2 separate regions of the Homo sapiens genome follow, and region 2 is linked to region 1. A link is a loop called in an ENCODE intact Hi-C map of the cell type or tissue named here. Cell type or tissue: PC-3. All regions are shown on one strand. Each heading gives the region's core, and the rest is flanking DNA. Links, peaks and the distances in the headings are about the cores only.

The links. A loop is a pair of places that touch in the nucleus more often than their neighbours do. Peaks named below come from ENCODE experiments on the same cell type or tissue, not always from the same donor. Only the 100,000 strongest peaks of a DNase experiment are listed, where the experiment ranks them.
Region 2: a loop joins it to region 1, with 2.0 times the contacts of the local background. A loop is called at or near these places in 2 of 110 quality-filtered maps.

The regions. Positions count from the first base shown.
Region 1 is chr14:68,151,249-68,167,050 of GRCh38, reverse strand. All of the region lies in intron 7 of RAD51B (RAD51 paralog B), which reads right to left. LOC105370546 (a long non-coding RNA gene) reads left to right here. Exons shown (of 4, transcript XR_943976.3): 2 at 1-89. Among named protein-coding and RNA genes, the nearest start is that of RAD51B, 340 kb to the right of the region's middle. In PC-3, for the core only: no CTCF peak of the experiment used is centred there; no DNase peak of the experiment used is centred there; H3K27ac peaks cover 1,836 bases.
Region 2 is chr14:67,991,985-68,007,786 of GRCh38, reverse strand. The region is part of intron 7 of RAD51B (RAD51 paralog B); the gene reads right to left. Among named protein-coding and RNA genes, the nearest start is that of RAD51B, 180 kb to the right of the region's middle. In PC-3, for the core only: no CTCF peak of the experiment used is centred there; a DNase peak (open chromatin) is centred at 7,616; H3K4me3 peaks cover 1,048 bases; H3K27ac peaks cover 1,421 bases.

The sequences.
Region 1 (15,802 bases), core at 5,229-13,228:
GTATCGAGAGTAGACTGTAATGAGACCAGACTGGTGGCAGGAAGACAATTGCAGCTGCCCGGTGACAGAAGAGCAAAAGCCGAATTAAGGTAGTAATTGTGGGATGGAGATAAGGGGCATAAAGTATTAAGACAGTTAAATCTACAGATGTTGAGGAAATGGGGTGAGGGTTTTTCAGCTTGAGAGATGGGGTGGATAGATATTCCATTCACAGAGAGAGCAAATTCAGGAACAGAATATTAAGTTTTATGTATGTTGTGCTACAAATCATTACAGGGCATCCAGGTAAAGAAGTTGACTAGTTCCTGGATTAATAAGTCTGGGGATCAGGAAAAATATCTGAGCCTAGAAATACATGTTTGGGAATCCGCAGACTGGTGCTAATGGGAATGATGAATTCAACAGCACTTTTCTTACACTCTCTTCCCTACTACGTTAGTTTAGCCTACTAACCAGGTAAGTATTCTCAAATTATTTAAAATTGAAGACACTTTTGAAGATGAAACTTGATTCACAGCTAAAAATATTTAATTGAAAATTTGGTACAGATAACAAAATAACTCTTTCTGAAAGCCAAACCATCAATTTTTTTACTATACTCTGGGTCTAATTAAAAGAGAAAAAGAGTTAAATTTGGCAAATAATTCTTAAAGGAAAGACTAGTAAATATAATGAAAAAAATTTACTCCAAAGATTTACTATGCTGAACTGTAAAAATAATAATTAGTATTTTGTACCTATTGGTTACAGCACCTTTTATGCTTCGGACTATGAGAACTTTATACTTTCATTAGTTTTCACAACATGCCTGTCAGGTTGGCTAGTGGACTAGGACTTTTTTCTTCATGTATAGCTGGAGAAACTAAAAAAAAAAAAAAAAAAGAGCAGAAATAATGTACCTGGTCTTCCAGTAGGCCATTAAAATGAAGCTGAAAACAGAATACAGATCTCAACTTTTGGTTTACACTCTCTCCCCTATACTATCATCACCATCATTTTCATAACAATCATTGGTAGGTTACCACTGGGTATCGGGCACAATATTCATGGTACTGTGCCAGGCCACCCTCTTACAGCATAAGATATTAATGCCGAGATCATTGTAAAGGGGGAGGTATGAGTAGGGAACTTTCTCTAAAGCCTTTCAGCTATTTCTTTTATGTACTATGCTTACCAAATTAGATGGATTATTATACAGCATGCAAAACTAAAAATAATTTTATAAAGTACTTGCAACTTCGAGTATAAAGCCAATGAGAAAATATATTGTAGTAAAGAGAGTTGTTTTTAATCATTACTAAAAAAGGAAGTTTAATGAGGGAGACAAGAGCTGGCATGAGACTTAGAGCCCTGCACCACCAGGTTACCAGTACAAATCCAGTCCAGTCTTGGACTGACTAGAAGTTACTTTGATAAAATACTGTTTTGTTGGCTAGTGTGAAATAATGAGTCTGTTTCATGCCAGTTCTCACAAGACAAGAATTTACCTCACAAAAATAAATAGTACTTCTGACCCTAATAAAACTCTTTACCCAAGAGGAAAAAAAATGCATATGAATAAAGTGAATTTCTGCCTACCAGCCACTGTCTTCCCCATAAAAGCGGCCCCATTTTCACTGTTCCACCCAAATCAGTAACCTCTAGATGGCCATTATCTCTGTCTGGCAAAGCTTGCATGCCACTATGTAGTCCTATTTTTCTTCTGAGATGAACTATAGAGGTTTCCAGGTTTTTAAACATAATGTTAACTAGTACAAAGTTCCCAACAAGTTACTAATGGGACAAAAGAATAAATTTCATTTTAAAGTGATTTTAAAATCTCCATACAGAAGAACATCTGAAAGTACTTAAGAAATATACTTAAGTCCCTGTTGGTTGAAAGAAAAAAACAACCCTCCGTTTTACTCCATAAAGATTATTGAAAATACCATGCGATTAATGCTATTTATATGGCACTGAGTTCAACTCCAAAGGTAACACTTAACCACACTCTATTTACCAAGTTAATCTACCAGATTTGTTTACTTTGTCTGATTTACTAAGACAAATACGTGAGTGTCTAAAATGTTTTATCTGGCCCTGGGAAAGGAAAACTAAAGGAGTGTTGTGCTTTTATTAATAGATAAGTGCAAACAGGCCCATCCTATCAAATGAACAGCTAGGACCTTTGGCCACTGTTTACTGAAAATAAAATTAGGCTTGGCTGGCAGGTATTTATCAGATCTGAGAATAATTAACTACCCACATCTGGTACATGTTACTGAAAATGCTAGTGGGAACCATTACCTTTGGTAAGGGTTATTTTTCCTGAACAGCTAACATCCCCTCACAAACTATTGGAATGCACTCCCAAACACACTCAGAGCAACACCAAAAGCAGTTCCAAAGCTGTTTTCCCACTTCAACCCAACAGAAAAACAGTTTTAGAAATCTAAAAGAAATCACCAAAACATGGCTGGTTCCCACCACACTCCACAATGCTCACCAAGGGGATCACTAGCCCCAGAAAGCCCGCGGAGCTTTGCAAACACACAAGGGTCATTTTAACTTAACAATAACATTTTGCACTTTAAATCTTGTTTGTTTTTTAAGGACTTCAGGGAACTTCACCAATGTAGTATAAAATAAGTATAGTTTTCACAATTCAAAAGGAGAGCCTATGAGCCCACAGCTCCCATTATTAGACAGTTGAAAAGGCAATAATCAAATTCACGTACACTGTGCCTAGTTCATTTCTCTTCCATCCTAACAATTTCATTACCAGGTGATAGTCTTCATGATTTTATTAAAGGAAAGGAAATGCTCTAAGGCATTTATATAAATAAGGAATGCAAAGTAAATTGTTTTATATCATAGAAGTAAGAGACAGGAAATTTAAGGGCTCTGTAATTACTTTCCTGTGAAATTCTAAATAAGTCACTTGTTTAGTCAAGTGACCTGTCATCTCTGCTCTGTAAAATTGGGAATACCAAGCCCTATCACAAAGCAGTAAAGAGGAATAAACTGCTGATGGCACCAGGAAAATGTTTGTAAACAGATAAGAAATTTCAAATCTTCAAGAACATTTCTTCTCAAGAAAAATAGGACCATATTAATAATATATTAATTAACCCAGCACCATTTATTACAGTATTTTTTCAACTTTTTCATAAATAAATATTACTGTCCTTCCTAATGTGACAAAGGAACTTGCATTCTAACGAGTAAGAACTTGGGTGATTTGAAGATCAGAAACTGCCTTATTTCCAGGGAAACTGCAAATTGAATTCTATTAACAATGAATAGGTGACCTGTCTGTACACACATGCCTTACTAAAATATGCTAGGTGGGTGGCCATTAGGCACCTTAGTAGATGAGGATATGAATTAAGAAACAAGTGAGTCTAAGGATACAGAGCCAGTAAATAGGACTTGGGAAACAGAAGAAGGCAGGCGTTATAGCCAAGGAGGAAATTTAATATGGGAGCGGAAAGAGAGGCCAAAGAAAAATAGAAGAAATAGAAAAAGCAATGAGTATTCCTGAGATTAGGTAAAGAAGTGAGGCCAAAAAAATGGGCACGACAGGCATGAGCTGAAGGACCATCGGGGGATAGGAGAGATGGGAAGAAAGTCATCCATGTGAGATATCAAAGCAAGTCAGAATTATTCAGTTGAAATCAGAGGAATGTTCATTGATCTGGGTTGGGTCTGATAAGGTTAAAAAGAACCAGAGAAAGGAATGGACTTGTAATTCCATGCTGCATACAGTCATGAGAATTTGGAAAACAAGAAGAATTATTTGTATAAAACTGGCAAAACGAGAAAATGCTAAGCCTCAAATCTTCCGACTCCAACAATAAATTTGACTTGCTGGATTGTAAAAGATTTCTTATATGAAATCCATCTGTAGTATCACTCTACTCATTCAGCTCTTCTACTAGAATATTATCTGTGGTTTGACTACAGAAGCACAGCTTTCCCTGGATTCATTCAGATATGCACAATTCAGAAACGACTTGCAAGTCTCAAGGAGTCAGACAGTATAAACTATTTTCATGTCATTTAACAAGAAGGTTGATTTCTCTGAAGTGTCAAACCCAATAACTGCAGCTATAATACATTTAACGCATTCTTCTGCTTTCATTATTCTTTCACAAAGCACATGCTTACAGGAAGAAAATTTCTGTATGCTTTTTAGTACATTAAATCCCTTATTATCATCCAAAGTTTTAGAAATGCTTTGGCTCAGTTTTGTTTGTTTGTTTGTTTTGTTTTGTTTTGTTTTTTGAGACGGATTCTCGCTCTGTCATCCAGGCTGGAGTGCAGTGGCACAATCTTGGCTCACTGCAACCTCTGCCTCCTGGGTTCACACCATTCTCCTGCCTCAGCCTCCCGAGTAGCTGGGACTACAGGCGCCCGCCACCACACCCGGCTAATTTTTTGTATTTTTAGTCAAGACGGGGTTTCACCGTGTTAGCTAGGATGGTCTCGATCTCCTGACCTCATGATTCGCCTGCCTCCGCCTCCCAAAGTGCTAGTATTACTGGCGTGAGCCACTACGCCCGGCAGCTCGGATTTTAAAAAATAATTATTTCCCCTGGTATAGAAACTTCTATATGAAATATTAAAAGGCTTTTGAGATAAACTTATATATTTCCTTTAAAAGCATTCAGTATTCAATTTAAAATATCCCTAGATTTCTATTTTAAGAAAAAAATTATAGGACTTATTTTAGAATGAAAAATTATGTCTGGGAAGTTAGCTTAAACTTGCATAAAACAAATATTTTAAAAAGGAATTTACGTTCTATTGCAATTTACTCACTAACCAAGATAATTCAATATTCTAAAGTTAGCTTCTATGGAAATTAAAGGAAGTTTCCCTGAATTAAGAGACAACTTAATTATACCTACATGTATGAATTATTTCAATCCTGCTCTCTATTACTTATTTCTCTCAAAACTGATGTTAATAGTAACAGCCGAGAAATTGAACCTAAAAAGCAGGGTTTCTTAACCTTACCACTACTGACATTTTAGGCTGGGTAATTCTTTGTTGTGAGGAATTGTTCTGTGCACTACAGGAGGTATAGGCATCCTAGCCTCTATACAGTAGCACCACACTCACCTCTGTGCACAGTTGTGACAATAAAAAAATGTCTCCAGAAATTACCAAATTTCCTCTGGGGGCAAAATCCCTCCTTTTTGAAGAATACTGCTGTAAAGTGATGGCAACCATCATGGTTTCACATTAAGGAGAAGGAGGAAGAAGCATGATGTTCTAGGGATACAAGGTGTGGAGAAAAGAGATGGGCTTTAGATTTAGGCAGATTTGGGTCAAAGTTAAGATCCTATCACTCATTAGCTATGCAGCCTCGTGAAAATTCACTTAATTAATCCTCAACTTCCTCATAAATGAAGTGAGAATAGTAACATTTTAGTTGACATTTGTCTTTCCCTGTCCAGAATCCCTTTTGGGGGGAAAAGACTTAAAAAGTCGTCTCTTCCTTTAGAGGAAACAGATCTCTTCTACTCTCAATCCAGTCCCTGACCCAGGGTTGAACACATGAACCAGGTTCAGCCAGTGATTTAATTGCATTCGCCAGGCCTTAATGCCTAGTGCAGGGATGTGCATGTGACCTATGCTGGGCCAATTATACTCAATTCTGAGACTCTGGCTCAAGCAATCAGGAAAGATTCATTCCCTTTCTACTAAGGTTGCTAAGCTAGTAGAGTATACACCTGGTGCTACTACACAGGAAAAACCTGAATAATAATAAAGCCAACCCAGTAGAAAACACGAGAGAGAAAGCCCTGACAAAATGATGTGTAATACCTGAAGTCAGATCTACTCCTTAGATTTTTCAATTGTGTTAGCTAGTGAATTCTCTTTTAACTTAAGTCAGTGTGAGTTGGTTTTAGCCTATAAAGTGCCTATCTCAAACAGGTGTTGAGAGGACCAAGTAAAATGAAAATAATAGGCCTATAAAGAGCTTCCTTCCCTTGAGTCCCAATTTATAGAAATCAAAACAAACACAACGATATAAGAGCCTAAAACACAATACTGTGAAGGATCAAACAAAAGAACTCACGTCTTGGCTTTGAGCTCTTTTCAATAAACTGCTAGACATTCCAAGAGAGTTTCAATTCATGGAGCCAAAAATGACTATGTAATTACCATGCAATGTTACCAACAATCAAGCCAATGAAAAGCACTTGCAGATTCTGGTTTGTTTGCCACCATTGTTTGTAAGTGGCCAATAGTATGGGTTTGCTTATAAAGGTTCCATAGGTTGATTTTATTTTATTGCCAGAAGGCTGAAAAAGGGATTTAGTAGATTAAAGCAAAAATAATAGGATTGGGACTAGGGTGAATCAAGCAAGGCACCCACTTCAAATGCAAAATTTTAGGAGCTACTAAAAAACTCAGTAGTCAAGATATAATATTTAATGCAATATTTTAAAAAATCAAAATTAATCCCACAAATCCATAGTGAAGAAAATATCAGAATTTTAAATAAAGACAGGATCAGTGTCATTGGTCTTTCATTTTGCCTCAGGCTCCAATATGACTTGGCAGGGCATTGCAAAACAGAGTAAGATTTCTAAGTTGTAAGAAGCAGAGACATATTTGGTGTTCACAAATAGCATCAAAGACCTGACTGCACTTGAGTGGCAACCTATTAAGAACTCTGAATTGAAAGCTAGGGAACTCAGGTTCAAGTTCCAGCTCTGCCATACTAAGGTATGTAACACTGAGCAAATTACCTGGCCTTTCTAATTTTAGGTTCTGGCATAAATAAATGGAAAGATCTATACCAGATGATTATTAAGATCTTTCTTAGCTCTAAAGTTATATGATTCCTTTGTAAAATGGATTTCTTTTGATGTCTAAAAACAAATCACAGTGAGTATGTTACATTTCCCAGCATTTGCGTCATCTGGGAGCTCATGAAATAGCAAGCTTTAACCATGAAGTCTGTCAGTGAAAATAACCCAGGTTGAGGGTGATTTTTTTTTTTAATAATAGGAGTGTTCTCACATGTTTCAAATGCCGTTTGATTGTAAGTTCCTACAATGGGGAAGTCGGCAGTTTTCTGTTGTGGGTATAGGGTAGCAGGTTGATCTGTGTCTCTAAAAATTGAAATAATTCACATGGCTACCCAATGACAAGCCCATTGAAGCATAAAGTAATTGGGTTAATAAGTGACTGCTTATAATTCCCAAAAATAGGAAAATGAAAATCTAAAATTGACAACAAAGCACATGACAAACATCTGGAACGGGAGTAAGAAAAAAGTGTAATATATTAACGCTAAAGAAATGGCATAATATGTTAAAAGTAGTAAATGGTTAGAAAGCATTGGAAATAGAATGTAAAAACTGAGTATGAAAAACTAAAATGTCTGTGTTCAGGGTCCAAGCATATACTTTGTCTTTTTTTTTTTTTTTTGAGATGGAGTTTTGCTCTGTCACCCAGGCTGGAGCACAGTGGTGCGATCTCAGCTCACTGCAACCTCCACCTCCCAGGTTCAAGTGATTCTTCTGCCTCAGCCTCCCGAGTAGCTGGGATTACAGGCACACGCCATCGTGGCTGGCTAATTTTTGTATTTTTAGTAGAGACAGGGTTTCACCATGTTGGTCAGGCTTGTCTCGAACTCCTGACCTCATGATCCGCCCACCGCAGCCTCCCAAAGTGCTGGGATTACAGGCGTGAGCCACCGTGACCAGCCTCAATAGCATTTTTAAAAGAACCTTGCAAATGAAAATGAGCTATTTTTTTAATCAATTTTTTAAATTTTAACTTTTTAATACAAAATTTCAAAGACAAGGTAGACATGATAGTATTCATGATAACCCCCCTAAACAGACACACCCATTACCAGCTTTAATAATTGTCAACTCATGGCTGATGTTATTACATCTACACCCCCATCAATTTCCCCTATTCTCATAAAGGGCTACTCATTTTAAGCCCCAAAACAAACCTTTTGGGAGCATTAGTTTCCCTGTTTATACAATGAAGGCAATTATATTAACCTTCTCACCTACAATAAAAGTTGCAAAAAAAAAATAACCAAATCTTTGAGGCTCTTCTAACACTTACTTTGGTGTCTGCTTGTAAGAAATAAAAAGATAGAAAACAGAATCAACTTTTGTTTAAATAAGTCTTTCTTCTAGGCAGTTCAAAGTGCTTTGGGAGAATTTATCTTTCATTCTCCCAGCACCTCTATGTGGCCAATGAAAGTATTATTATTCACCTTCAGCAGATATAGAAATTAAAGGAAAAGGAAATTATTCAGGCCGGATCAAATGAAGAATCGACAGGAGAGGCAAAAATAAATCCAGGTTTTCTGACTTCCCGTGTTCTTTCATTACGATATGCCACTTTTACTCCTATTATAATACATGTGGTTGAAACAACTGTTTTCCCTAAATGAAATGGACTTATCCTCTATCAAAAATTTTATACATTTAAAAGTGCTATATAGAGCAGTGTTATACAACATTTAGGTGTTAAAGTATATTAACTGACTGACGTTAAAGTTCACTTTGTAGATTCACATAAGGCCACTCTTTAGTTGGTTCAGCTTACCTAAAGAAGACAGCAAAAAGTAAAGGAAGGAAATTAAACACATCTGTGGTTCACTAGAATTGAACAATTACAGTTCGGCATTTCATAGGTTTGAAATCTAAACCATTTACTTGGCAGATGCAAAAATTACTTCAGTGTTACACTGAAGAATTATACCATTTGGGTCCAGTCCATAGTGCCACAGGCATGGATGATGCAACTTCCAACTAAGTTACAGAGTATTTTTACAGCACTTACCAACTCATTATAACTTCATATATTTAAGACATTTTCCTTCCGATTCATACAATGGTTCCTGTTCATTGAGTTTAGTCAAGGCAGGTTGGGATGGTGGCTTGGGATGGGAGAAGAAAAAAAAAGGCTGTGTGAAGGGTGTGGTGAGAATAGTCTGCCACAAGCTAGGTCTCCCTGAATGTGGCCTATTATTCATTTTATGGGATAAATCAGGGCAAAAGCTCTTTCTCTTTCCATAGTCTCAATAATAGCCAGCTGTGGCTTGAGCAATGTCTTCTAGGATTATCACAGCAGAGATCACAGCTTCCTAAACACTCAGATGAATAGTTTAAAAATTTATATTAGAAGGGGATTCTTCTCCAATGATTTCTGACTTTGAAAATAATACTAATGGCCACGAGCTACCCAATGCCTGACTCCTATGGTTTTCTGACAAACTACATATAAATAAACAAACAAACCAAATAAATAAAAACAAATAGGTTTAAGTCATATTTCTTAAAAAAATAATAGTTTGTTATTGCCATTATTATTGTTTTTATTCAGGATGTAGAGCTCATCTGGATTGCTGCTTCTGAAATAAGACAGAAAACAGAATTACAATATAATAGAAAGGACAGTGAACTGGTAGTTAAGCAACCTAGGTTCTTCTATCTGCACTAACCAGCTCTGCTGGACAAGGCTGATATACTGCAGGACAGAAGTTTTCTGTCAAAAGAAATCCATGTTCCAAATGACTTCTCAGACTATTTTAGTTCTGAAATTCTTACACTACCTAATTCCATACCTTTTATTTTATTACTTCTATATAGTATCCCCATCTTTCACAATGCCATCCCTTTCATATAACATGCTTAAGTATGTTAATCAAATCTCTGTTGATTAGCTTATAGAAAACCTGTTTAAATCCAAAGCAAAGAAAAAGAAGCCCTTGTATTAAGTGAACTTTTAATAGCACTCTTTTATGGGTGTAAGTTAATATGAATAATAATATTTTCTAGTTCTCCAAATCCCCAAAGTAAGTCCCTTTTGCTTATTTTGTTTTTGAGATAGGCTCTTGCTCTGTCAACTAGGCTGGAGTGCAGTGGTGTAATCATGGTTCACTGCTGACTCAACCACCCAGGCTCAAGCAGTCTTCCCACCTCAGTCTCCCAGGTAGCTTGGACCACAGGTGCATGCCACCACACCTGGCTAATTTTTGTATTTTTTGTAGAGACAGCGTTTCACCATGTTGCCCAGGCTGGTCTCGAACTCCTGAGCTCAAGCATCTGCCTACTTCAGCCTCCCAAAATGCTAGGATTATAGGCATGAGGCACCATGCCTGGCTGTGAGTCCTTTTTAAATGGATGATATCCTCTTTAAATCAAAGAGATGCTATGGAACCAGGTGACCCATAATACCAAACAAAGGTTTACACTTTTATGTAAAAAAGTTCAAAATTCTGCCAAAAGAAAAAAAATTTACCAAGGTTTCCATTTTCAAACTTTCAAGAATAGCATTGGGTGTATTATCATTAATAAAAGGATAATAAAATCATAATTCATTATAGTTCAAACATTTTATCTTTTCCTAAATATTTCATGAATAAATATCACAGTGTACATGACCCCATTAGAATGAAGTTAAATACGAATAAACATAGAAATTTTTTAAAAACTGAGCCTTCTGGGCATACTGCATGCACAGCTTAATTCCAAACTAAGACCCAAGAATAGCAAGATATGCTACTGTCAGTTTCATAAAGGCAGAGAGAGAGAGAGAGAGAGAGAGAGAGAGAGAGAGAGAGAAATTTTCTAAGGTGCTTTCTTGACTTAAAAAGGGATTCCCCTAAAAGCTGGTAAGTAGATAAAGGAGAAACCAACCTTCCACACAAAAAGGCATAAAAAACTAGGAATAACAATGTTATAGCAAAATATTTTGGAATTTTAAAACTTGAAATACAAAGCCTTTCCCTGTGGAGATGAACTTCCATTCTGCAAGGACTCTGTCAACATTATCAACCTCAAACACTTGGCGCATGCACACACAAAAAAAGTGATGACATAGCAAATTGTCTGGAAACAAACAAATAAACAAAACTAGTATTCTCTCTCCCTGGAACCAGTGCTGCTCTGACAGAGCAGGCAAAGCAACCAGCATGTCAGGACTTCATTTTACAGTCTGTTTAATTGTTCTATTCCAATTCAACAGTCTGAGCCCCTCTTCAAAGTGCAAGACAGAAGAAACAAAAAGATCTTCCAAGATATTATCTAGTTCTTACTTCACTAGCTTCTATTGAAGAAACTCTAAATGCTAATTAGCCACATAAACTGGGCAGATGAACACCACGTCTCTATGTGTTACTAATCTTACACATAGACAGAGGAGGGTCTCTTTCTGCTCTGAGGGCCTCATCAATCAGAAATTCTTCACACTTGCTGAAAACTGCAAAAACCTTTGTATATTGCATCCTGGATTCACATTTGCATTCTAGCTACTGCTCTTTACCCATGAACTTTTCTACTTTTCAAACTGACTATTTATAAAAGGATAAAGCAGTAGCAGTAACTACCCTATCGCAATCTAGTTGAATTTTGCAACCATTTATTGACTTGGTTGCCATTATAGGAACCATAAGAAGAGGCTTTTCTGTATTTTTTGTGCTTCTTCTCTTGCCAAAAATCACTTGGTTCCCCAGTGAAGCCCAAATAACAAAGCAAAATAAGTAAAAACAAAAATCTCACACCTATTTTACCTCTATAAAGAAATATAGGCCGGGCGCGGTGGCTCATGCCTGTAATCTCAGCACTTTGGGAGGCCGAGGCGGGTGGATCATGAGATCAAGAGATCGAGACCATCCTGGCCAACATGGTGAAACCCCGTCTCTACTAAAAAATACAAAAAATTAGCTGGGCATGGTGGCGGGCACCTGTAGTCCCAGCTACTTGGGAGGCTGAGGCAGGAGAATGGCGTGAACCCGGGAGGCGGAGCTTGCAGTGAGCTGAGATCACGCCACTGCACTCCAGCCTGGGCAATAGAGCGAGACTCCACCTCAAAAAAAAAAAAAAGAAATATAATACTATACTATGATACCAACCCAGCTCCCCTTGCGTAATTTCCTTTTATATAACATGTTCAACAAAACTTACCATTCTAGTAGCTTGTACATGTCTTTCCCCCCAAAATTCAGTAATCTACCCATTGATATGGTCAACAATGGTACAAAAAATTGTGTTATGCAAATGTTTATGAAGAATATGAGTGGGAGGAAGACTAGATAATGGTAATTCTCAGATTAATTCTCTTTCCTAACTCTCTATAATGAAATGTCATGGATCTTTCAGTTAGAGATTCCCTGTTTTGTGATTGGTCATTTCTAGAACTACCAATGAAAACTTAAAGGAAGATCTCTGAGCACTTTTGCTTTTGACAAAGATTAAGTAACAGGGACCAGATTTACCCTACCACCTAAAACAACCAACAATACTTTTCAAGAAACAAAACAAACAGAACAATGTCTTTTCAAGACACTGGACATCTGGTAAGAGATGAGGGAAAAAAAAAAAAAAGGAAAGTTCTACAATTTCCTCAGGCCATTACCTTAAGAGAATTTCTAGGTTGTGTTGCATGAAGAGGGAACACAGGTGGAATCCAACAGGCTCCCTGAAGTGAGGAGAAGGAGCTGAAAATTCAGAGAAAAGAAGACAGCTAAAGTTCACAGAAGAGATCTTAGAGAGTCTCCCTCAAATATTCATCAGAGTACTGATTAGTGCATGCATGTAAGGAAACTGCCTGAGGCTAGAGAAAGAATGCTCTGAGAGGAGTAGAGGGTAGAGTGCCTGGCACTCATACAGGACCAAGAATAATGCCTATTTTTACGAATAAGAATGGAAAACTTCATAATGCATGAAGCATTGGATAGAATACTCAGACGGGTCTTGCCTTGATGGTGGGGAATGATTAGCTTTAAATTAAATAGTTCTGCCAAAACAAATCCTGAAAGCAAGATCCAAAAGGATGTGTTTCCAAGTAACTTAACTGCATCCCAAAACAAAGTTTAAAATTTATAGGAATACAAATATCTTGCACCCAAAAAGGTGAAATTCACAATGTCTGGTATCTAATCAAAGATAACCAGGCATGCAAAACAAGCAAGAAAATACAACTCACAGTGAGGAGAAAAATCAACCAATTGAAATTAACTCAGAACTGACACAGATACTAGAGTTAGCAGACAAGGTGCTTTGTATAGTTAAAATAAGAAGACGATTAAAATACGACTCATGAATCACATGGCTTATTGACAAAGAGATTCTTTTCTCCCCCACAATGCTTAAACAGGTGGAGAATAATGAGAACAAATCTCTTAGGGAATACACTCAATAAATGAGATACACTAACCTCATAGTGTGTGAGTTTCCATTTCATTTAGAGTCTAATTATTAAAGTCTATTTGCCCAATTAGGGTGGAAGTAGGCCGCCATGAATACAAAGTCTAGTCAAAGTTTGAGGCATAAAACTATGCATCTGACAAATGTCTAATATCCGGCATATATAAGAAATGTAAATGAATTTACAAGAAAAAAACAACCCCATTAAAAAGGACATGAATAGACACTTTTCAAAAAAAGACATATATATGGCCAACGAGCATATGAAAAAAGCTCAATATCACTGATCATTAGAGAAATGCAAATCAAAACCACAATGAGATAATATCTCACACAAGTCAGAATGGCTATTATTATAAAGTCAAAAACTAACAGATGCTAGAGAGGTTGAGGAGAACAGGAAACACTTATACACTGCTGGTGGGAATGCAAATTAGTTCAACCATTGTGGAAAGCAGTGTGAAAATTCCTCAAAGAGCTAAAAATAGCACTACCATTCAGTAAATCAATGTGTACAAAGGAAAGATCACTGGAAAGGATAACCACTGGATAATTCAAATTTATTTATTATATTTATTTCTTATTATCAAAATATATTTTACAGATAATTGACTAAAACAAAATCGAGTGTGGGATTTATAACTAATGTATATTTAAATGTATGACAAGTACTGTAAGACTATTGTTAAGGTTCTTATACTATACGTAAAGTGGCACAGTAACACTTAAAGATATTGACCCAGCAATACTACTACTGGGTATATACCCAAAGGAATATAAATCATTCTACCATAAAGACATAGCACATGTATGTTCATTGCAGCACTATTCATAATAGCAAGGACATGGAATCAACCTAAATGCCCATAAATGGCAGACTGGAAAAAGAAAATGTGATATATATACACTATGGAATACTACACAGCCATAAAAAGGAATGAAATCATGTCTTTTGTGGGACCATGGATGGAGCTGGAGGCCATTATCCTTAGTGAACTAACACAGAAAAAGAAAATCAAATCACATGTTCTCACTTATCAGTAGGAGCTAAATGATGAAAACTGATGGACACAAAGAGGAGAACAACAGACACTGGAGCCTACTTGAAGGAAGAGAGTGGGAGGAGGGAGGAGCTAAAAAAAAAAAAAAGATTGGGTACTAAGCTTAGTACCTAGGTAATGAAATAATCTGTACAACCAACCCTGTGATACGAATTTCCCTATATAACAAAACTGCACATGTACCCCTGAACCTAATAAAAAAGTTAAAACAATTACCAATTTGTTAAGTTAAAAAAGCAAAAACAAACAAAAAACAACATCTGAGGCGTATCTTTTTACAAGAGATTCTAGGGAGTGATGATTTGACCAACACAATGGGGATCCACAACAACATGAAAAGTCCCTCAACACTAGCAAGTGGTGCTGATGTTGGCTGGCCAGGCTCAAAAGAATAACTCAAAGGCTAACAGAGAGTAGCCCTGCCACAGCCTACATTCTCAACGTATCTGTCAAAATCTTGGGTTTATATGTGTTTTAGAGTCCAGTAGTTGAGGACATATATGAGTTCATATATGTGGTCTGATAAGGTGTGATATAACATTTCCATGGGGAGGAAGATTACACTCTGTGTTCTTACCACAGCAAAACTTTTATCATTCATGCAGCAAATTATGTGTCTGGAATCATTTCAAAGCTACATAACACGAGAACATTAAAATAGTCTTTATGGCTGGGCATGGTGGTTCACGCCTGCAATCCCAGCACTTTGGGAGGCCAAGGTGGGCAGATCACCTGAGGTCTGGAGTTCGAAACCAGCCTGACCAAATGGAGAAACCCCGTCTCTAGTAAAAATACAAAAAATTAGCCAGGCATGGTGGCGCATGCCTGTAATCCCAGCTACTCAGGAGGCTGGGGCAGGAGAATCACTTGAACCCAGGAGGCGGAGGTTGTGGTGAGCCAAGATCATGCCATTGCACTCCAGCCTGGGCAACAAGAGTGAAACTCCATCTCAAAAAAAAAAAAAAAAAAAAAAAAAAAAAAAAAAAAAGTCTTTATAACTATAGTCCATGTTTGAAAAGTCAATAGAAATACTAAAAATACCCAAATCAAATTTCTAGTGGTAAACACTACAATGTCTGAGGTGACAAATACACTGGATAGAATTAATGGTAGATTAAACATTGCAAAAGAGATGATTAGAGAACTTGAAGGCATAACAATAGAAACTATGCAAACTGAAACACACACACACACACACAAAAAACCAAGAAAAATGAATGGAGCTGTGGGACATTAGTGAGCTGTGGGACAATTTCAGTTAGCTTTATATATGTGTAGTAAGAGACCCCAAAGATGAGAAGGTAGAGAGAGAAGAAAAATATTTGAAAACATAGTGGCCAAGATTTTTCCAAATTTGATGAAAATGCTAAACAAACATATCAAAAAAAGCTCAAGAAAACCCCAAGCATAAAAAGCAAAGAAAAGGACACAAAGGCACATCACAATCAATTTCTCAAAATCGAAGAGAAAAGAAAATCTCAAAAACAACAAGATTAAAAAAATTATATATATATGCAGAGGAACAAAGATAAGGATAAGCACAGTTTCTAGTCAGAAACAATA
Region 2 (15,802 bases), core at 2,766-10,765, 160 kb after region 1:
GAGATATTTGCCCTTTATCAACACACATAATATAAGTATCTCTATAAAGAACTCTTACAACTCAACAATAAAAAGACAAATTACCCAATTAAACAAGAGGCAAAGGCTCTGAAAAGACAGTTTGCCAAAGAAGAGATGTAAATATCCAATCAGCACATGAAAATCTGCTCAACATCATTAGACATTAGGAAAATGAAAATCAAAACCATGATATACCACTTCATACTCGTTAGAATAGCAGGTATAATTTTTTTTTTAATTTGTAAGGAAAATAAAAAGCGTTGATAAAAGTGTGAAGAAATTGGAACCTCACACAGTGCTAATGGTGCAGCTACTGAGAAAAACAGTTCGGCAGTTCCTCAAATAGTTAAACATAGGATTACTATAGAACCCAGCAATTCTACTCCCAGATATAGAGTCAAGAGAATTAAAAGCACATGTCCAAACAAAACGTAGATACAAGTATTCATAGCAGCACTATTGATAATAGACAAAAAGTAAAACTGAGTCAAATAACCATCAAATAAAATGTGGTATATCCATACACTGAAATATTATTTGACCATACATAAAAGAAAATAAGCATAAATACATGTTGTAATATAGATGAGCCTTGAAAACATTATACTAAGTAAAAGAAACCAAGCACAAAAGATCACATTTGTATAGCTATATTTATATGAAAGGTCCAGAATAGACGAATACACAGTGACAGAAAACTAATAGATTAGAGGGTGCCAGGAGCTGGGGGAAAGCAGGAATCTGGAGTGACTACTAAGGGTTTTTTCTGGGATGATGAAAATGTTCTGGAGTTATATACTGGTAGTGATCGCACAACTCCATGAATAAAGTAAAAACCACTGAACTGTACACTTTAAAATGGTGAATTTTATTGCATGTCATTTATATCTCAATTTCTAAAAGACTTAAAACATTAAAAATGGAACATAAACATAAAAGTTAATACTCTATCATCAGCCCAGGAGTTTATAAGACCAGAAATTCCACTTTATGTATTTATCCTAATTTCAGCTTTGCTTGGTACAGCAAAAGACTAGCAGTAATTCAAATTCCTATCAATAAAAAATTGGGTAAATATATTATCACATAATATTATTAAATACTATGAAAGTATTTTTTAAATGATGCACTCCTTATATAATGAAATGCAAGGATTTCCAAGAAATATTAAGTGAAGAAAATAAGGTACAAAACAGTATGTAAAGTATGCTACCAGTTATATTAAAAATACACACACATCCTCATATATACTTGTATATGCAATATTTAAAGCGATAGCAACTAATAATTTTCTAGAATAATTGAAAGGATACCAAAAATAGATTAAACAACTTTTTATCAGTAGGTTTAAAAATTAAGATAAATCAACAACTTTCTGGAAAAATGTTATTAAAAAGATCTCAAAAGGAAATAGAAAGTTTGGATAACTATTTAAAAACTGAGTAACTAATAAAAATATACCCATAGAGAAGCTAGTTGTAGTACATAAAATCAACAAAGAATTGGTATTTATAATATATAAAGAACTTCTGCATGTCATTAAGAAAAAGGCAGACAACTCAAATGGACAAAAACTTGAGTAGGCACTTGGTATGGTTTGGATCTGTGTCCCACCCAAATCTTACGTTCAAGTATAATCCCCAATGTTGGAGGTGGGGCCTGGTGGAAGGTGTTTGAATCATGGAGGTGGATCCTTCATAAATGGTTTAGCACCATCACTTTGGTGCTGTTCTCCTCATAGAGTTCTCACGACACCTGGTTGTTTAAAAGTGTTATCACCTCCTTCCTCTCTCTCTTCCTCCTGCTAAAAGTGTAGAGCACATCCCTCCTCTCTCTCTTCCACCTGCCATGTAAGATGCACCTGCTTCCCCTTTGTCTTTTGCCATGATTCAAAGTTTCTTGAGGCCTCCCCAGAAGCCGTTATGCTTCCTGTACAGCCTATGGAACCATAAGCCAGTTAAACTTCTTTTCTTTATAAATTACCCAGTATTAGGTATTTCTTTATAGCATGTCGAGAAGCAATACATCACTTCACCAAAATTATACAAATAACCAATAAGTATATGAAAAAAGTGTTTAATGTGCTTAATCATCAAAGAAAGGCAAGTTAACAGCATACTACATGTTATTCAATATACCCACTAGAGTAGCTAAAATATAGTAGTTAAATACGAAGCCCAACAAGAATGTGCAGCAACCAGTACTCCAACACTGCTGGTAAGAATATAAATTAGTTCAACAACTTAACTGTTTGGCAACATCACTAAGCTAAATACATGCATAACTGATGACCCAATAATTCAACTCCTAGGTTGAAAGAAATGTGCAAATAAGTCCACCAAAATGTCCATAGCAGCCCTATTTACACTAGGCTAAAACTAGAAGGCATGCAAAACTCCATTATCAGTAGAATGGGCCAGGCATGGTGGCTCACGCCTGTAATCCCAGCACTTTGGGAGGTCGAGGCAGGCAGATCATGAAGTCAGGAGTTCGAGATCAGCCTGACTAACATGGTGAAACCCCACCTCAATTAAAAATACAAAAATTAGCTGGGCGTGGTGGCATGCACCTGTAATCCCAGCTGCCCAGGAGCCTGAGGCAGGAGAATTGTTTGAACGTGGGATGCGGAGGTTGCAGTGAGCTGAGATCTGCCATTGCACTCCAGCCTGGGCAACAGAGAGAGACACTGTCTCAAAAAAAAAAAAAAAAAAAAAAAAAAACACACACACACACAGTAGAATGGTAGAATGGATACATAAATATGTAATATGTTCTATTGTATGAATAATCACAAAATAGTATACTGCACAGCAAACAGAATGAACCACAACTACACAATACAACATGATGAATCTCACAAATACACTACAGAGTGAAAAAGGCCATATACCAAAAAAAAAGCATTCTGTATAATTTCATCTGTATACAGTTCAAAAACGAACCAAACCCCCCTAAAATACACAGTTTAGAAACTGGAGTAGGTGGTCACCCTCAGAAAAGGCAGTGGCTGAAAGGGCACACAGTGGGGGCTTCTGGGACATTGGTAATTTTTTGTTTCTTCATCTGGATTCTGGTTACATGAGATTGTTCAGTTTGTGAAAATTCATTGAGCTACAGCTACATTTATCATTTGTGCAATTTTCCCATAAATACATTATATTTCAATTTATAAATTATTTTTAAAAGCCCTCCTACTTAGAAACTCCATCAAGTATGGAGGATGTGGAAATAAGTTTTACCATATCTTCATGATGAGAAAATCCTATGTTATAAAAATTTTTCCAGAGAATAGAAAATGAAGAAAGCTGCTGAGCTTCTTCTATAATCTAGAAAGAAAAATCGGTACTACAAACAAAAACTACAAGGAATTCTTAAACAAAATAGTAACAAAAAAATCCACCAATATATTCTTTTTTTTTTTTTTTTTTTTTTTGAGACGGAGTCTTGCTGTGTTGCCCAGGCTGGAGTGCAGTGGCGCGATCTCAGCTCACTGCAACCTCCACCTCCCGGGTTCACGCCGTTCTCCTGCCTCAGCGTCCCGAGTAGCTGGGACTACAGGCACCCGCCACCACACCTGGCTAATTTCTTTTTGTATTTTTAGTAGAGACAGGGTTTCACCGTGTCAGCCAGGATGGTCTTGATCTCCAGACCTTGTGATCCGCCCACCTCGGCCTCCCAAAGTGCTGGGATTACAGCAATATATTCTTTTTAAATAACTAAGTATAGTTTATTTGGCAATGCAAGGATGATTTAACACTACAAAAGCCATTAACATAATCTACCACATTAATGGGATAAAAAAGCCATATGATTTATCTTAGTAGATATTAAAAATTACAAAATTTTACTGGCAAACTCAATCCAGCAGCACATCAAAAAGTTTATCCACCACAATCAAGTAGGCTTCATCCGTGGGATGCAAAGTTGGTTCAACATATGCAAATCAATAAATGTAATTCATCACATAAATAGAACTAGAAAAAAACCACGATTATCTCAACAGATGCAGAAAAGGCCTTCAATAAAATTCAACATCCTTTCATGTTTAAACTCTCAATAAACTAGGTATTGAAGAAACATACCTCAAAATAATAAAAGCCATGTATGACAAACCCACAGCCAATATCATACTGAATGGGCAAAAGCTGGAAGCATTCCCCTTGAAAACTGCCACAAGACAAGGATGCCCTCTCTCACCTTTCCTATTCAATGTAGTACTGGAAGTTCTGGCCAGGGAAACAGGCAAGAGAAAGAAATAAAGGATATTCGAATAGGAAGAGAGGAAGTCAAACTATCTTTGTTTGCAAATGGCATGATCCTATACCTAGAAAACACCATCCTCTCAACCCAAAAGCTTCTTACGCTGATAAGCAACTTCAGCAAAGTCTCAGGATATAAAAATCAATGTGCAAAAATTGCTAGTATTCCTATACACAAACAGGCAATCCAAGAGCCAAATCATGAATGAACTCCCATTCACAATTGCTACAAAGAAAATAAAATACCCAGGCTAACAAGGGAAGTGAAGGACCTCTTCAAGGAGAACTATAAAGCACTGCTCAAAGAAATCACAGATGACACAAACAAATGGAAACATATCCCATGCTCATGGATAGGAAGAATCAATATCATGTAAATGACCATACTGTCCAAAGCAATTTACAGATTCAATGCTGTTCCCGTTAAACTACCATTGACATCCTTCACAGAATTAGAAAACACTATTTAAAAATTCATATGGAACCAAAAAAGAGCCTGAATACCCAAGACAATCCTAAGCAAAAAGAACAAAGCTAGAGACATCACACTACCTGACTTCAAACTATATTATAAGGCAACAGTAACTAAAACAGCATGGTACTGGTACAAGAACAGACATATAGACCAATGGAACAGAATAGAGAACCCAGGAATAAGACCACACACCTATAACCATCTGATCTTCAAGAAATCTGACAAAAACAAGCAATGGGAAAAGGAGTCCCTATTTAATAGGTGGTGCTGGGAGAACTGGCTAGCCACATGCAGAAAATTGAAACTGGACTCCTTCCTTACACCATATACAAAAATCAACTCGAGATTAATTAAAGACTTAAATGTAAAACCCTGACTATAAAAACCCAAGAAGAAAATCTTGGCAATACCATTCAGCAGATAGGCACAGGCAAAGATTTCATGATGAAGATGCCAAAAGCAATTGCAACAAAAGCAAAACTTGACAAATGAGATCTAATTGAAGAGCTTCTGCACAGCAAAAGAAACTATCATCAAGCTGATTATAGTTTCTAACAGAATGGCAGAAAATTTTTGCAATATATCTGTCTGACAAAGGTCTAACATCCAGCATCTACAAGGAACTTAAACAAATTTACAAGGAAAAAAAAACATTAAAAAGTAGGCAAAGGACATGAACAGACACTTCTCAAAAGAAGATATACATGCAGCTAACAAATATATAACAAAAAGCTCCACATCATTGATCATTGGAGAAATGCAAATCAAAACCACAATGGCTCACATCAGTCAGAATGACTATTATTAAAAAGTCAAAAAACAACAGATGCTGGCAAGGTTGCAGAGAAAAAGGAACACTTTTACACTGTTGGTGGGAGTGTAAATTAGTTCAGCCATTGTAGAACACAGTATGGCGATTCCTCAAAGACCTAGAGGCAGAAATACCATTTGACCCAGCAATCCCATTACTGCTTATATACCCAAAGGAATATAAATCATTCTGTTATAAAGATACATACATACATATGATCACTGCACCACTATACACAATAGCAAAGACATGGAATCAACCTAAATGTCCATCAGTGATAGACTGGATTAAGAAAATGTGGTACGTATACACCATGGAATACTATGCAGCCATAAAAAAATTGAGACCATGTCCTTTGCAGGGACACGGATGGAACTGGAGGCCATTATCCTCGGCAAACTAATGTAGGAACAGAAAACCAAACGCCACATGTTCTCGCTTGTAAGTAGGAGCTGGATGATGAGAACACAGGGACACATGGAGGGGAACAATACATAGTGGGGCCTTGGATGGTGGGGGATGGGAAGAGGGAGAGCATCAGGAAGAATAGCTAACAGATGCTGGGCTTAATACCTAGGTAATGAGATGATCTATGCAGCAAACCACCATGGCATACATTTGCCTATGCAACAAACCTGCACATCCTGCACATGCACCCCTGAGCTTAAAAGTTGAAAATCAAATAAATAAATAAATAAATAAACTCCATTACCTTTTTGAGTCTCTACTGCCTTGTCCATTAAAAGAGGACCCTAATAAACTAGAAATTTCCAAAATAAAAAAGTATAAAATTTTACATTGATTCATCACTTAAGAAAAAAGCTTCCACCAATATAGCAAGAAAAATAAACTTTCTAAAATGAAAAATGATATATTGGAGTCTCCGGAAATCAGGAATAAGAAAAAATCCCACTATGACACTTCTATTCAAGAATAAAGAAGTATGAGGTTTGGAATAGAAGAAAAACTGCTACTGCATATATGATTCCATAGAAAATATACGATAGTTTGCAAGCCATTTTAATAAGCATGCAAAGCAGTTTTGCTGGACTTTAAATATAAAAATCAATTTTCTGATCCAAGAACTGATTGGATTACATAATAAAAACAGATCCCATTTTTTAAAAACTATTAAAAACCCATGAATAAATCTAACCAAATTATGATTTGTAAGATCTTTGAGGACAAAAGTCTATAATATTATAGAATACCTAAATAGAGAAATAAACCATTTTCATAAATGAAAAGATTCAATATTATAAATACATAAATTCTCCCCAATTTATGAATTCGATGTAATTCTAATAAAAACACAAGAGGATCTTTGGTGAGAACTTATCACAGAGAGGCAGAGAAACAGACTTCCAAATAATGGTTCTCAGAGACAGAGGATAAAGACTTTTTAAAAACTGAAATCCACATGGTCAAGGGTGATATCTGATTTTTGCTTTTCTCATTTCCGGTCTCATCATTTTCAGGGATAATAGCCCTTCTCCATGAGGCTTATTTTTTCCAAAACATTCCATAGCTTCAGAAAACAAACCAAACAATTACAGACCTAAAGGTCAGATAAAAGTTACCCACTGGAAAAGTGAAGTAAACTCAATCCAAGAAGCCAGCTGATTTTTAACAATGCAAAACACTAATAATTTAAAAGAGAAAAAAAATCTTAACAGGACATATTTTAACCTCAATGAAATAAAATACTTAAGTTTAGAATTCCCTAGTAAAAGATATGTAGAAAGTATATTAGTTATACACTTTATAAAACCCTTGACAGTATTTGTACTAAATGCGAACATACCAGAGTCTAAGAAAAGTCTTTATAGTACTGTCACATTATCAATCACTTGGAAAACCTAGGAAATCAATTTTTACAGGGCAAGAAAGAAAAATATGGAAGTTACCCAAAGAAGCAGATAACAGAGAAAAGCAATTCAGCAAATTCTTGGAAACTCGGGAATGAGCTCTGGAGTTTAATATTAATGAAATGATCGGCTTAGACTATCAACGTAAAGCAGTCTTGAATAGTGGTTAAGAAAAGATCAGCCCACAGGAATTTTCCACAGGCATTCCCAAATTTATTAGTCATGGCAATAAATAGGAATGGCCTAAGGAAGTATACTTTTACTATGGGGTTAGACTTTCTGTTTGTTCTTTTTTTCTTCATTTTTACATTCCTACTACTAGTTTTTTGTTGTCTTTTTGTTTGTTTGTTTGTTTTTAAGACCTAAATTGCTTTTCCTAAGGTTCTGGACTATGCTGACATTCATAAGTGTATTTACAGCCTTCCCCACGTTTTACACCTTTGAGCCCTTGCTCATTTAGTTCCTTAAAAGTAGAATGTCCTTGGAACCCATCTAACACATATCAAAACCCTACTCCACCTTCAAGGCACAATTTAAATATCATTTCCTCCCTGAAGATTTCTATAGTAATAATAAAAATTAACTGCTCCTCTATCCTATGTGTATTCTAACGGGAAATAAACCTAATACTTAATGAACCTCTATGATATGCCAAGTCAAGTGCTTTATAAAAGAATTTTAATTTAACCTTCTCAGAAGTCCTATAACGTACTATTATCTCCATTCTGCAGTTGGAAAACTAAAGATGTGAGAGGTTGCATAATACAATAGTAAGTCATGGAGTTGGGATTTAACCAAAGCCTATCTGATTTCAAAGTCTATGGCCTTTATATAATTTCATGCTGCCTTTATCACAAACTGACTTGGAATGTGTTGTTTATATACCAGTCCACTCTTGTAGGTCATGAGATCTTTGAAGACAAAGGCACTATCCCATTTGGGTTTTAATCCTCCTATGCTAGCACAGTGCCTAATATGTATCATATAGCACTCTAGTGCTGCCTGAAATCATGTGAAGAAATTAGTACAGCATTTATTTTCCTCATATAATGAGCTTCTATGTAGCCTCATGACCATAAAAAATAAGTACCTGGACTTCCAGCTATAACAGAATAACTAGTACCAGATCTGTCCTACTGTAAACACTGAAAAAACTGGAAAAATATACAAAAAAGTTACTGTCACACCTCAGACAAAAGTTAGTGTTAAGACTGTGATCCCTGAGAAAAGGAAAATGAACAAGGTCGCCCTGATGTCTGTCTGGAAGCACTTTCTGGAATGCACCACAAGGAATGATAACCCCAAGCAGAGTACAGAGGTCTTACTAAGTTAGGGTGACAGAGTTCAGAGTTTAAAGAGGAGGAAAGAGATGGACTCTTCAGGGCAGAGTGCTAAAGAGGAAGAGCTATGCAGAGAAGAGCTCAGGAAATCTACACAGGGTTCCCCTTGAGACTATGACTGAAAATTAAGCTGCACATACATAGAGTAAATTCCATAAGAACAAACAAAGTACCATGAATGTTAATCTAAATAATTCCCAGTACTCATATAAGACTGTGAGACATTTTGACAAGGTAAAGGAGAGAGACCTCATTGAATATCTAGAGCACTGCACAGAGACTCCAGAAGGGTTACATCCTAGTAGTAAGGCTGAACTAGCTCCAGAGTAGTGGTTCTTGATCCTTTTCCCATCTGCCCAGAGAATACTCACCAGTGGCACTTGCGGCTGCAGCGTTTACCCTGAGATAACTTTGCCATGTAATATCTCATTTTAATTATTACTTTCACATTGCTCTAGTATATCAACTTTGGAAACAAAATACATCATTCTATTTGTACCATTCTGTTTTTGGTAGTGATATATCCATTTACAAAATGTAGTAATTCTCAATCACCAAAAATGTCAAATCCTAGAAAACATAGCATTCCTACACATGATGTTAACACAGTTCTCAAACAGTTATTGGCTGAATCTAATTTTTCCGAAATAGACGATTCTGATGATTCAGGTGATTCTGATGTTAGTTCAGTTTAAAAATAACTCTAAGAACAGTTTTTATATTTTATTTCCACATTGAAAATCAGTCAGATTTGCTTCAGCCTCAAAGACCCATGTTTATGTAACGTTAAAAAAGCACTGGCAGTAAGCTGCACTTATATTTTCTAAAGGGGTAAAAGGTTAAAAGTTAAGAGTACATCACAATAACTTAGAGATGTATTAAAACACAGATTGCTAAGCATCACTCCAAGGTGACATTGATACTGTTGGTCCAGGTACCACACTTTGAGAGCCACTGCCCTAGAGTAAAAACAACTCTGGACAAACTCTAACAAGTGTCAAAAGGGTTGTACTGATCCACAATTCACTCAAACTACTTCCTAGAAGAAAGCTCAACATTCTTTACAGAAAGACAATAGAGTTCTGCATTCATCAGCATCACATTCACAATTTCCATATTACTATTAATAATGGGATTAATAGCAGATTTGGCACGAGAAAGATAATGAACTTGAAGCACACAATAATATCCACACTGAGGCACAGAAAGAAAAAAGACAAATAAAATTAGCAAAGATTCGCTGATCTGTGGAACAGTATTAACTGGTTGAACTTACATGTAAATACAGTACCATGGGTAGGCTGAGAGGGCAGGACAGTACGTGAAAAATTAATGGCCAAAAATTTACCATATTTGACAAAATATCAAAAAACAGGTAAAAGCATCTCAACAAATGACAAACAGCATAAATAGAAAGAAAACCATCTGTGTTCATTTTAAAGAACATTTTGATCACAGACAATAGGAAAAAGATGAGGTATAGAGAAGGGGTTGGAGGCAGCTAGAGGCCGAAAGACCAAAGTAAACTGTCATAATTTAGGACGTGACTGTGACTAAGACCTAAACTAAGGCAATAATGCATCACTCTCTCCTCCTTGATACTCTTCATTCACTTGGCTTCCAGAATACTATACTCTTGATTTCATCCCTTATCTCATTGGTTGCTTCTTCTCAGTCTCCTTTGTTGGTTCCCTCTTTTCCCCTACTTTGCCTGAATCCATATTTCTTAATGTTGAAATGCCCTGGGCTAAGTTCTTGTTCCTTTTCTCTGTCTATTCATTCTCTTGGGGATTGTATCTAGTTTTTTGTTTCAAATACTATGTATTTTCATACAACTCCCAAATTAACTTCCAATGAAATTCTGAACTCATATATCTGACTTCCTACTCAATAACTCCACTTAGATACCTAACATACATCTCAAAGTTAACAAGTCCTGTTCTTCCCCTCTAAACCTGTTCTACCCACAGCCTTCCTTCCCATCTAAGTTGATGTAAAATGCACTTACACAGGAAAAAACAAACAAACAAACGTAGATTTATCTTAACTCTTTCTCTTATATCCTACATCTAATCTATTAGAAACTCATGCTGGCTCTATCTTCCAAATTCTAGAATCCACAGCTCACTGCCTCCACTGTCACTGACCACTCTGTCTAAGCTACCTTCTCTTGATTGAAATATTCCAACAACCTCCTAGCTTGTCTAATTCATCCCTTGCTCATACAACCTAGTATCAACCAGCAGCCAGTGATCTCTTAAAAATATAAATTAGGTGTCTCTTCTCTGCCCAATGCATCCATCCATTCAGTGCCTCACAAAACCCCTACATAAGCAGACCATTGTTACCTCTAAGACCTCATTTCCCATGGCTCTTCCTCCTGCTCTCTCCACTTCAGATCTATTGGCTTCCTTGGAGTTCCTTGAACTCACCAAGCATGCTCTCATCTTGCAGCCTTTGCACTGACTGTTCTCTCTATCTGGCAAGCCTTTTTTCCAAATATTCTCATGGCTTACTTCCTTCAGGTTTTGCTGAGATTTCACCGTTATGGAACATCTTTTATTTATTTATTTATTTATTTATTTATTTATTTATTTATTATTGTTGTTATTTTTTGAGAAAGAATCTCACTCTGTCAACACAGGCTGGAGTGCAGTGTCATGATCTTGGCTCACTGCAGCCTCGACCTCCTGGTCTCAAATAATCTTCCTGCCTCGGGCTCCCACGTAGCTGGGACCAAAGGGGCACACCATTACACCCAGCTAATTTTTTAATTTTGTGTAGAGGCCGGGTCTCACTTTGTTCCCCAGGCTGGACTTGAGCTCCTGGGCTCAAGCGATCCTCCCACCTCGGCCTCCCAAAGTGCTGGGATTACAGGCATGAACCACTGCACCAAGCCTGGACCACCATTACCACCATTTTTAAAATTGCAACTCTCTCCCCACCTCCCACACTCCCAAACTCCCATCCCACCCTACTTTTTCTTTTTTCACAGAACTGACACCATCTGGAATACTATATAATTAAGTACTCCTTGAATGAATAAATTGTACCAGTAATGTAGAGAAGGCAGATTTTTTAAAAATGAAGAATATAGGCCGGGCGCGGTGGCTCATGCCTGTAATCCCAGCACATTGGGAGGCCAAGGCGGGCGGATCACGAGGTCAGGAGATCGAGTCCATCCTGGTTAACACGGTGAAACCTCGTCTCTACTAAAAATACAAAAAATTAGCCAGGCGTGGTGGCGGGCGCCTGTAGTCCCAGCTACTCGGAAGGCTGAGGCAGGAGAATGGCATGAACCCAGGAGGCGGAGCTTGCAGTGAGCTGAGATTGCGCCACTGCACTCCATCCAGCCTGGGTGACAGAGAGAGACTCCGTCTCAAAAGAAAAAAAAAAAAAAAGAATATAAAATCAGCAGGGCTTGGTCTCCAATAGTATTCAGAGGGGGGAAAAAAGCAGTATGGGTTGACATCCATATTTCTAACTTGGGATGGAAGGAGCAAGGATAAATGTGTGAGAAAAAGATCCTAAGTTCCCAGTTTTGGACATGTGGAGTAGATGACTTAGTTATATCCTATTGTGAGTGTGTTCTTTTTGTTGTTGTTGTTGTTGTTGTTGTTGTTGTTTTTGAGATGGAGTCTCGCTCTGTTGCCAGACTGGAGTAGTGGCGTGATCTCGGCTCACTGCAACCTCTGCCTCCCAGGTTCAAGCAATTCTCCTGTCTCAGCCTCCCGAGTAGCTGGGACTACAGGTGCGTGCCAACCACGCCCAGCTAATTTTTATATTTTTAATAGAGATGGGGCTTCACCATGTTGGCCAAGATGGTCTCGATCTCTTGACCTTATGATCTGCCCACCTCAGCCTCCCAAAGTGCTGGGATTACAGGTGTGAGCAACCATGCCCGGCCGAGTGTGTCTTATACTCCAAATCCTGAAGATCCCTTAATCTGCTAAGCAGTCTAGGTACCACATATAAATGGAATCATACATTATTAGTCTTTTTGTGACTGGCTTATTTCACTTAGCATAACATCCTCAAGGTCATCGTGTTGTATATGTGTCAGAATGTTTTTCCTTTTAAAAGCTGAATATTCAATTATATTTATACACCACATTTTGTTTATTCATTCATCTACTGATGACATTTGGGTTGCTTCCACCTTTTGGTTATTGTGTCTAACACTGCTATAAACATGAGTGTAGAAATATCTCTTCTATTTCTCTGCAATCTTGAGATGATTATGGGAAATGCTAGAGAAAATCATCAGTTGCAGATGGGAAGATTGATGAAAAGGAGCTAACATTTTGCCAAAGAATCCTAGAAAACCAGAGAAAGACAAATGGCAGCAGCAACAGTCTTAGACATGGTAAGATTTGAAGATCAATCAGTGGTGACCCCTCCCTGCCTTAAATCCTGCTTGAGCTTAGTCATACAAAGGAGCACTGATTTCTCATTTCATATTTCTAATTGTAAAACTAGATACTTCTAACTCACCCTACCTGGGCTTAAGAATTATTTATAAGGTACTGTTAAAAGGGTACACTCTTAATATGAAACATAGTAACCATCTTATATTAAAATAAGTTAAAGATAAAACTTGACCATGTAACCAGTGAATATGTTCAACTATTCATTTATCCTGCAGGCAATGTCTTTGTTGGCTTAATATTACAAAAGCTTTCTTTTTCAAGATCATTCTTGCCTACCTAGCAATGATGCACATTAAAATTAAAACCAGCTAAAAAATATTTATCTAAGAGAAAAAAATGGCTTTTTTTTCTTGAAAAAAACAGTGGTTAGTGTATATTTTTGGGCCCCTTAACAATATCTTATTTCTCCTTTCAAAAAGCAATATGGAAATTAACAACAGTCCAAAAAAGGAAAAGGAAGAAAATATAGAAAACTCTTAACAGTAAACAGAAACCTGAAAAAACAAATTCTACCTCAGCATTCAGTTTCAAAGCAATATTAATATTAAAGTACATAAAGGCATGATATTTTTATGGATACCTAATAGTTATAATACAGCTGTTATTATATATACTAACAGTTATATATTAAGTTATTAACATATAGTTGTTAGAATAGCTAGCATACAGCGTTAAAAATCAGTATTTTCCAGTGTTTCTTTTATACTTGTCTTTAGAGGTTACATCACAAAAAACAAAGTAATAATTGTTTACTAGAGAACCCTCATACACTGTTGACAGAATGTAAATTATTACCACCACTATGGAGAACAGTTTGGAGGGTCCTAAAACCACTAAAAATAGAGTTACAATATGATCTGGCAATCCCACTGCTAGGTATACATCCACAAAAAGGACATCAGTAAATCAAAGAGATATCTGCACTCCCATATTTATTGGAGACCTAGTCACAACAGCCGAGATTTGGAAGCACCCTAAGTGTCCATCAACACATGAATGGACAAAGAAAATGTGGTATATACACAAAACGGAGTAATATTCAGCCATAAAAAAGAATGAGATCCTGTCATTTGTGACAACATAAATGGAACTGGTGGTCATTATGTTAAGTGAAGTAAGCCAGACGCAGAAATACAAACTTCGCATGTTATCAGTTGTTTGTGGGAGCTAAAAATTAAAATAATTGAACTCATGGAAATAGAGAGTAGAATGATGGTGACCAGAGGCTGGGGAGTGTAGCGGGATGGAGGGAGGGTGGGATAGTTAGTGGCTACAAAAATATAATTAGATAGAATTAATAAAATATAGGGCTAAATAGCACAACAGGGTGAGTATAGTTTACAATAATTTTTTGTACATTTTAAAATAACTAAAAGATGGGGTATCCATACCCTCAAGCATGATTACCCTGATGTGATTATTACACATTGTGTATCTGTATCAAAATATCTCATGTACTCTATAAATATACAGAACTACTATGTACCAACAAAAATTAAAAATTAAAAAAATGTTTCTTGGATGATTAGAAGAAATGGAGCCTATTAACAGATTTTTAGGTAAATGGTCAGAGAAACTATAGTATATATCAACTTCCTAGTACCTAGCAGAGCGACCAGCACTTACCAGGTATCCGAAAAAATATTTATAAATTAATGAATGAGTAAAAAACAAATGAGTGAACAAACCAATGAACCTGGTTACTCTGATGTATCTGCACATATTCATTTCATAGCACTATCTTCTTATAGCTGCAGTGTGATCACCTTGTTTTTGACACTAATAAAAAAGTGCCAAATATAAATAATGCTTCCTAGAAAAAAAAAACATTTTTCCTTCTAAATACTTATGTTAAGTCCTTTTAACTTCATAAAGATATTTTAGGAGTAGATAAGAATAAAGCTTCTTGGAAAAGTAACAGGCATGTTTTGATAATAACATATACAGATGAATCCTGTTTATCAATTTATGGTCAAAGACATTCTCTGCCTCTTAGCCAAACGACAGAGAGTAAATTGGTATAAACAAGTAGGAAACACACCACCAAAAAGAGTAGACTGAATCTAAACATCAACTAGTTTTACCCCCTTTCTGATGAATAAATTTCTTCTATTACCACATACCCTTAAGGTAGTTTGGCAACACCCTGGAAAATTCACTACTTAACTCCCAGCACAGTCTATTTCATTTTTTAGACAGCTTTAAGGACCAGACAAATATTCTTTATATGGAGTCAAAATCCATCTTCATGTAACAATTGGTTGTCACTTTACCTTCTGGAGCTTCACAGTCTCATTCTAACCTTCCTTCCAAAGGGTTGCCCATCAAATATCAGGAGACAGCTATTATGACTCCTTATAGGCTTCTTTTTGTAGCTTTGTTATGTGAAAAACTTTAGCCATTTTCTTCTGGATGTGCTTGAAGCTTATCACTCTCAGACTGCGATAATCAGAACAAAATAGTCCGATGCATAGAATAAAGCGGGACTACTACTAATCTTATTCTAGACATTCTATTAATGTTCTAGACATTCCTAAGATCACAATGCATTTTTTTGAAAGAAACATGACAAAGTTGCCCATATTAAGTTTTCTGTTA